Linked DNA regions of Homo sapiens: region 1 is linked to region 2. A link is a loop called in an ENCODE intact Hi-C map of the cell type or tissue named here. Cell type or tissue: heart right ventricle. All regions are shown on one strand. Each heading gives the region's core, and the rest is flanking DNA. Links, peaks and the distances in the headings are about the cores only. Region 1 has its middle 73 kb from the start of BMPER. Region 2 has its middle 10 kb from the start of BMPER.

The links. A loop is a pair of places that touch in the nucleus more often than their neighbours do. Peaks named below come from ENCODE experiments on the same cell type or tissue, not always from the same donor. Only the 100,000 strongest peaks of a DNase experiment are listed, where the experiment ranks them.
Region 1: a loop joins it to region 2, with 3 times the contacts of the local background. A loop is called at or near these places in 3 of 110 quality-filtered maps.

The regions. Positions count from the first base shown.
Region 1 is chr7:33,830,729-33,833,644 of GRCh38, reverse strand. No RefSeq gene overlaps it. Among named protein-coding and RNA genes, the nearest start is that of BMPER, 73 kb to the left of the region's middle. In heart right ventricle, for the core only: no CTCF peak of the experiment used is centred there; DNase peaks (open chromatin) are centred at 1,174, 1,332 and 1,636.
Region 2 is chr7:33,893,787-33,896,702 of GRCh38, reverse strand. No RefSeq gene overlaps it. Among named protein-coding and RNA genes, the nearest start is that of BMPER, 10 kb to the left of the region's middle. RefSeq lists an enhancer at 1,126-1,175. In heart right ventricle, for the core only: CTCF peaks have their summits at 1,001 and 1,212 (motif pointing right); a DNase peak (open chromatin) is centred at 1,222; H3K4me3 peaks cover 569 bases; H3K27me3 peaks cover 738 bases.

The DNA.
Region 1 (2,916 bases), core at 312-2,811, 63 kb after region 2:
TTTGGGAGGCTGAGGTGGGTGGATCACGAGGTCAGGAGATCAAGACCATCCTGGCTATCATGGCGAAACCTCGTCTCTACTAAAAATACAAAAAAATTAGCCGGGTGTGGTGGTGGGTGCCTGTAGTCCCAGCTACTCGGGAGGCTGAGGCAGGAGAATGGCGTGAACCCAGGAGGCGGAGCTTGCAGTGAGCTGAGATTGTGCCACTGCACTCCAGCCTGGGCAACAGAGCAAGACTCCATCTAAAAAACAAAACAAAACAAAACAAAACAAAAAAAAGCTTGTTGAATGGGTGAAGTAAGAAGAATTAAAACGTAAAATATGAGGTCAACATTTTACAATATAAAAATCAAACTCTATGATAAAGACTAAAGGTTCTAATTTATAATGACTGTGATAGGCTTTTCCACTCTAAAAATGTGTAAGATAATATGACTCATAAAAATGACAGTGTGAGAGATGACTGACATTTTTTGGACCACTTCTTGTGGATGAATATTTTAGAGAATTTGATCAAATCAGGAAAAAGAAATTCCATTTAAAATGATAATATTTAACAATCACGTTAAACCCATCTCAGGGTCAAAGCGCCCTGACATCAATCTCCCCTTTAGTAAATTTCTAGGGAACAAAGTTTACTAGATGATTATCTAACCTACACACCTTCATAGGCCAGTTCATCAAATATAATACACTGGAGATGAAAACAGATCTTTTTTTTTTTAATTAATATACCTTGAAGCCAGCCCTTAAAACAATAGTTTTCACAAAGGCAAGATGATTTGCTGTGTTCATGAAGAAATTTGATAATGTCTCAACATCACCCAAATGTCTGCGACATATGCTGCCCATCAGACCCAAAGAAATGTATAAGTGCATCTGTTTTTACTCAGAGCCCTCTTTTACGTCTTTATGAAGTGAGCAAAACTGAAAAGTCCCAAGGAATAAAAAGATGGTTGTAACATACACACTACTAATCACTTAATCCTCTCTCCAGTGCCCAGGCTGTCAGGGCCAAGACGATAATGCGGATGCTAATACATGCTGTCTGCGGGTGCTGTCACAGCCACCGCGTCCTGGAGCTCTATTTGTCAATACCAGAGGGATTACAGAGAGACAAAGTACATAACTGAGAAGAGTGTGTGTCCAACATGGATCCAGTTTCCTTGTTTGTCAGCGAGTGCTGATGGATCCAAGAAGATGCTGCTGACACCAGCTGAGTTCTCCACAGGCAGATGCAGTGGAATTTCTGTTCCAAAGCAAAGTAATAGGCAGAAGGGGCCAGAAAGAACAATTCAGTGACCCAATCTCCAAAACAGCTGGGTTCACTTAACTCATACTTAGCCAGAGAAGTTCCATCCCGGCTGAAATCCCACAGGAGAAAGCGTTAGATGTTAAAACACCTGGGTGCTTGGAAACCAAAACTCAAAGACCATTTCCAAGACTGTTGGAGCCCGGACAGTCACGTCACTTGTCCAGGCTTCCCGCAGCTCTGCATGAAGAAGGGCAATTGGAAGCACAACCAACTGCTCAGGGATATAGTGAGGCTGAAGAGGCAAGAGAAGCGAACGCCCCTGGTGAGATTCCTGTAACTCTTGGTGATTGTTTGCAAGGTGAGGAAGCAGAACCAGCTGTTCTGAAGCCCTGCACTGCTTGAAGAGTTGCGCAACCCTCTTTCTGCTTTGGCTGGGGAAGGCCGGGCGTAGGTGTGGCGCCAAGCCCAGCTCATCTTTATTTAAAGACCATTGTCTGAAACACAAGTTCTGCTGTGCCACGTCTTCCCGAAAACCTCAATTCCAATCCAGCTGGCATTCGAAGAGAGAATGGATTGGGTCAAGTAGCCAGTCTTCATTAGTGTGAAGGCTAATAATGTCTAGAAAGAATAACAGGAGAGTGACCCTTCAAAGGGAGGCAGAGAAAGAAAAAAAATCCTGGCTCTCCTACCCACCAGCGATGAGACTTTAGGTGCTTCACCTGAGCCTCACTTGAAAAGTGGGGATCATCAAATCCACCATCCTAGTCTTGTGCCAAGACTAAAGGAGATGATTTATGTAAAAAGTATCTGGCATTGTCCCTAGAACTTTGCAGCCACTCAAAAATATGTTATTAACATCCCTTTATTGAACACAGAGAATTCCCAGAACATGAAATGGTTAGGGATGGTTTCAAATGCATTAAGGCTTGAGTGGCTTGTCCTGGACTCTGCCAGTTCCTTGGAGTATAAGAAAGAGGCAGTCAATCCCATGGAAAGAAATATTCTATCAATATCTTCACTGAGTACTCTGATAAAGAGGAGGATTTTCCACATCCCCCTTAAAGATATAGCGTAGCTTCAGCTGGACGTAGGAGGCCAGTCCTTAGTGACTAGCCAGAAAATTGAAAAAACAAAGGTTAAACTTTGGTGTTTCTCAGTCTAGCATGGCAAATGCCCAGTGCAGATTTTCAAGACATTTTTTTCCCTTACATAAGAGAAAAACAGGTGCTGAGAAGGGTGAGCTTGGTGTAAATCCAGCTTAGAGCAAGCACAGAGCCATTGGGGGAAATCTTGCCAAAGCATTAACAAAACAGGAGTTTACCTTTCCCCAAAGTTTGCTTTCCACCACAGTTTCATATTTAATGTGATAGGAAATAGTACGTGTTAATTTTCTTACTAAACACACTACATGTGTTCCACACCTCCGAGGGCCAGTCCAGGTGGGGAGATGAGGAAAGAAGGCACCTAGGGTCAGCCCTCATCCCTATAAAAATGGGGAATAGCAGGCCAGATAGTCGAACTTCTGAGCCCTCTCGTGCCCTAGTGGGACTGATGATCTTTAAAGACACCTCCTCATGCATCCGATGAGGTTGAAAAACACAGTGTCATGGAAAGAGTGATTGTGGGAAGCCAGCACCTAGAAATTAGAGAGGAGAAGAAGA
Region 2 (2,916 bases), core at 181-2,680:
ATAGTATTCCATGGTGTATATGTGCCACATTTTCTTTATCTAGTTTATCATTGATGGGCATTTAGGTTGATTCCATGTCTTTGCTATCATGACATATGCAAGCGGAATATATAGTTTACTGACTTTCAAAGCATTAGAAAACAATAAAATATAATTAATAATAAAGCATAATTTAATTGCTTGCACAGTTAATTAATATGCAAACCAATTAAAATTTATTTTGATGATTCAAAAGAACTTCAAGATCTTCTAGCTCCTTGAAACTCAAAATGTATTTCCTGAACCAGGAGCATCTACATCACTGGGGAGACTGCAGAATCTCAGACCCCATTCCAGACTGGTTGAATCCAAATCGGCATTTTAACAAGATTCCTGGGTTGTTGGTATGTACTTTAAAGCTTGAGAAGCACTGCTACTACCGTAGGATGGTCAATTTGTAGTACAAGTGTGCCCAGATGTCAATTAATTAATAGAGAGTTTGAGTTAGTAAGAGCCAGAAAGGGCACCTTGTTTGGTATTTTTATCTCCAACACCAATCCATTCAAGTTGGCTTGAATAAATAAAAAGTAATGTACTAATTGACAAAGATTTAGGCCCTGGCATAGAAGAAGCTGACTCACTTATGTAAGTGACTATATCTGCTAAAACATCTTCATTAGAAATGTCTCAGCTTTTAAAGCAAGAGGTCAAGGTAAGAGGCATTTACCATGTGCAAAGATCGTGTTTGGTCAACTTAATTATGTGTGCTTTTATACTTAGGAAAGATAGAAAAATAATTTAAGTCAGGTAGTGTGTTCTGACATATACAGACCTCAGAATTGGAGTGGCCCAGGCTCTAAACAATTGTGTATTGGATTCTTTAACCTCCCTTGTAGCGTGGATGACAATATTGATGATATCTATTTTGTGGACTAAATGCAATAACGTATGCCAAACCACTAACTCATCACCCAGCACGTGGTGACATGTCGATGTGCACTTTCTCTTCTGGGTGTGGAACTTGGTCTTATTTTCTTTCTTTATCCCCCTCTTTTAGAAATAATGTTTAGAAATGTGTCCCAGAACTGTTGTGTCTAGGGGCAGGTGCATTCAAAGCCTGTGAGAGAAAGGAGCTAATGGCATGGCTGGTGAGGAACGTATTGGTCCTGCTCTTCCTGCCCAGCACCCAGACTCCCGAGAGACACGAGGGCGGCGCGCTCTGCCTCGCAGACCCTGTAGGTGGCAGCACTGGGACCGCCAGAGAAGCACAGCCCCGGTTGCAGCAACTCAAGAAGAGCCTGCTGTGCCCCTGACAGTGGTTAAGCCGGGGTCATCTGCCTGAAAGTGCAAATTTTGCTCCCACGCATATAAAAACTGTGCTTTCCAGTTCCTGGAAAGCTATCCTCTCCCCTTCCCTTCCAGCTTAACTCCTCTGCATTTTTTAGCATTTCTATGGCTTCTTTCCCAGCTGTCACCCAAACTGGAGTGCAGTGCTGCAATCATAGCTCACTGCAGCCTGGAACTCCTGGGCTCCAGTAATCCTCCCACCTCGACCTCCCAAAGCACTGGGATTACAGGCTTGAGCCGCAGTACTGGGCTATCAATTCCTTTAGATTCACTCCCAAATATTGTAAATGGTCTTTTGATAGTTGCTGCTTCTTCCCACCTTAGAGTACTCCTGCCCGTACCCCACTGTAAACTGGTAGGTCAAGGCAGGTGTACAAATAATTGTTGGTTAGTAATAATAATTATAAACCTATATGCAGTAAGTGTCTTGCACAGTTCTAAGCACTTTGGGTACCTTAGCTCACTAAGTCTTTAAAACCAGACCGTGAGGCAGGTGGTATGTCAGTAACTTGCACAAACTCAAACAGTAAGCCAGGGTTCCAAACCAGGCAGCCTGATTCCTGAAGTGCCCCTCAAGGGAAGGTTATCAAAGGGGTCGGGGAGAGGAAGCCATCATGTAATTGCCTGCAAATTGAAGAGATCTCAAGGAGAAAATATATCTCTACCTTTCTGGAGAGTTCCTTAAATGCAGACAGTAACTCTACTGGTCCACAAATAATCAAACTACTGGGCTCTGCAATGGCATCATTTGGGCTTTCATCAAGGCAGTAAGACGGTAGAAGGCTTTGGGTCTGGAAACAAAGTAGGGGGGGTCTCATGCAGAAATGCATGTGGAAAGAAAAAAGAGTCCTATCAAGTCATGAGAAAAGCCACATCCAGCCAGATTAACATCAAGGCCTAATCTAGGTGTCAGTTCTGTCATCTATCTCATTACGCTGCCAAAGGAAGCTGGCTTTCCTTTCTTCCCTCCAGGAGACTTAAAACAGTGGTATAGTGAAGGCAAATACATTTTTAATGGGCTTTGCCCATTAAAAAACAAACACCTTGATTCCGATTTTTATTTTTGTGCTTACTTGAAGGCATGCAACTTAACCAGCAATAAACAAGCTAGAGCTGTTTGCACGATGCCCAGCACGCTGTGAGAGCTCCACCGGGGTTTTTGTAGTAAGACTTCTAAGTGTTTCCCTTTCCAGCCTCTATCTGGTCTCATCAGAGAGACTCCACTCCCCTACCTCCTGTTAGACTAACCACGCTGAAGTAGAGCCACATGGTGTAACTCCCTTGCTCACAAACCCTCTGTAGCTCCTACTGCCTAGAAAAGAACATTTAAACCCTTTAAGCTGGCAGAATTGGCCTCACATCTGTCTCCCATTGCCTTCCCACAGCCTATGCTTCAGCCAAGCTATATCACCTGCGGCTGCCCCATGTCTGCTCCAGGACTTTCTGCTCTTAGGATTCACTTTTGCGGTTTCCTCTGCCTAGTTTTGAGATGGCCAATACTGTAACAAACAGCCACACGTGACTTTATGCATTAAAATTAAATTTTAACTTCTCTCCTCCACCACACTAGCCACACTTTAAGTGCTCAGT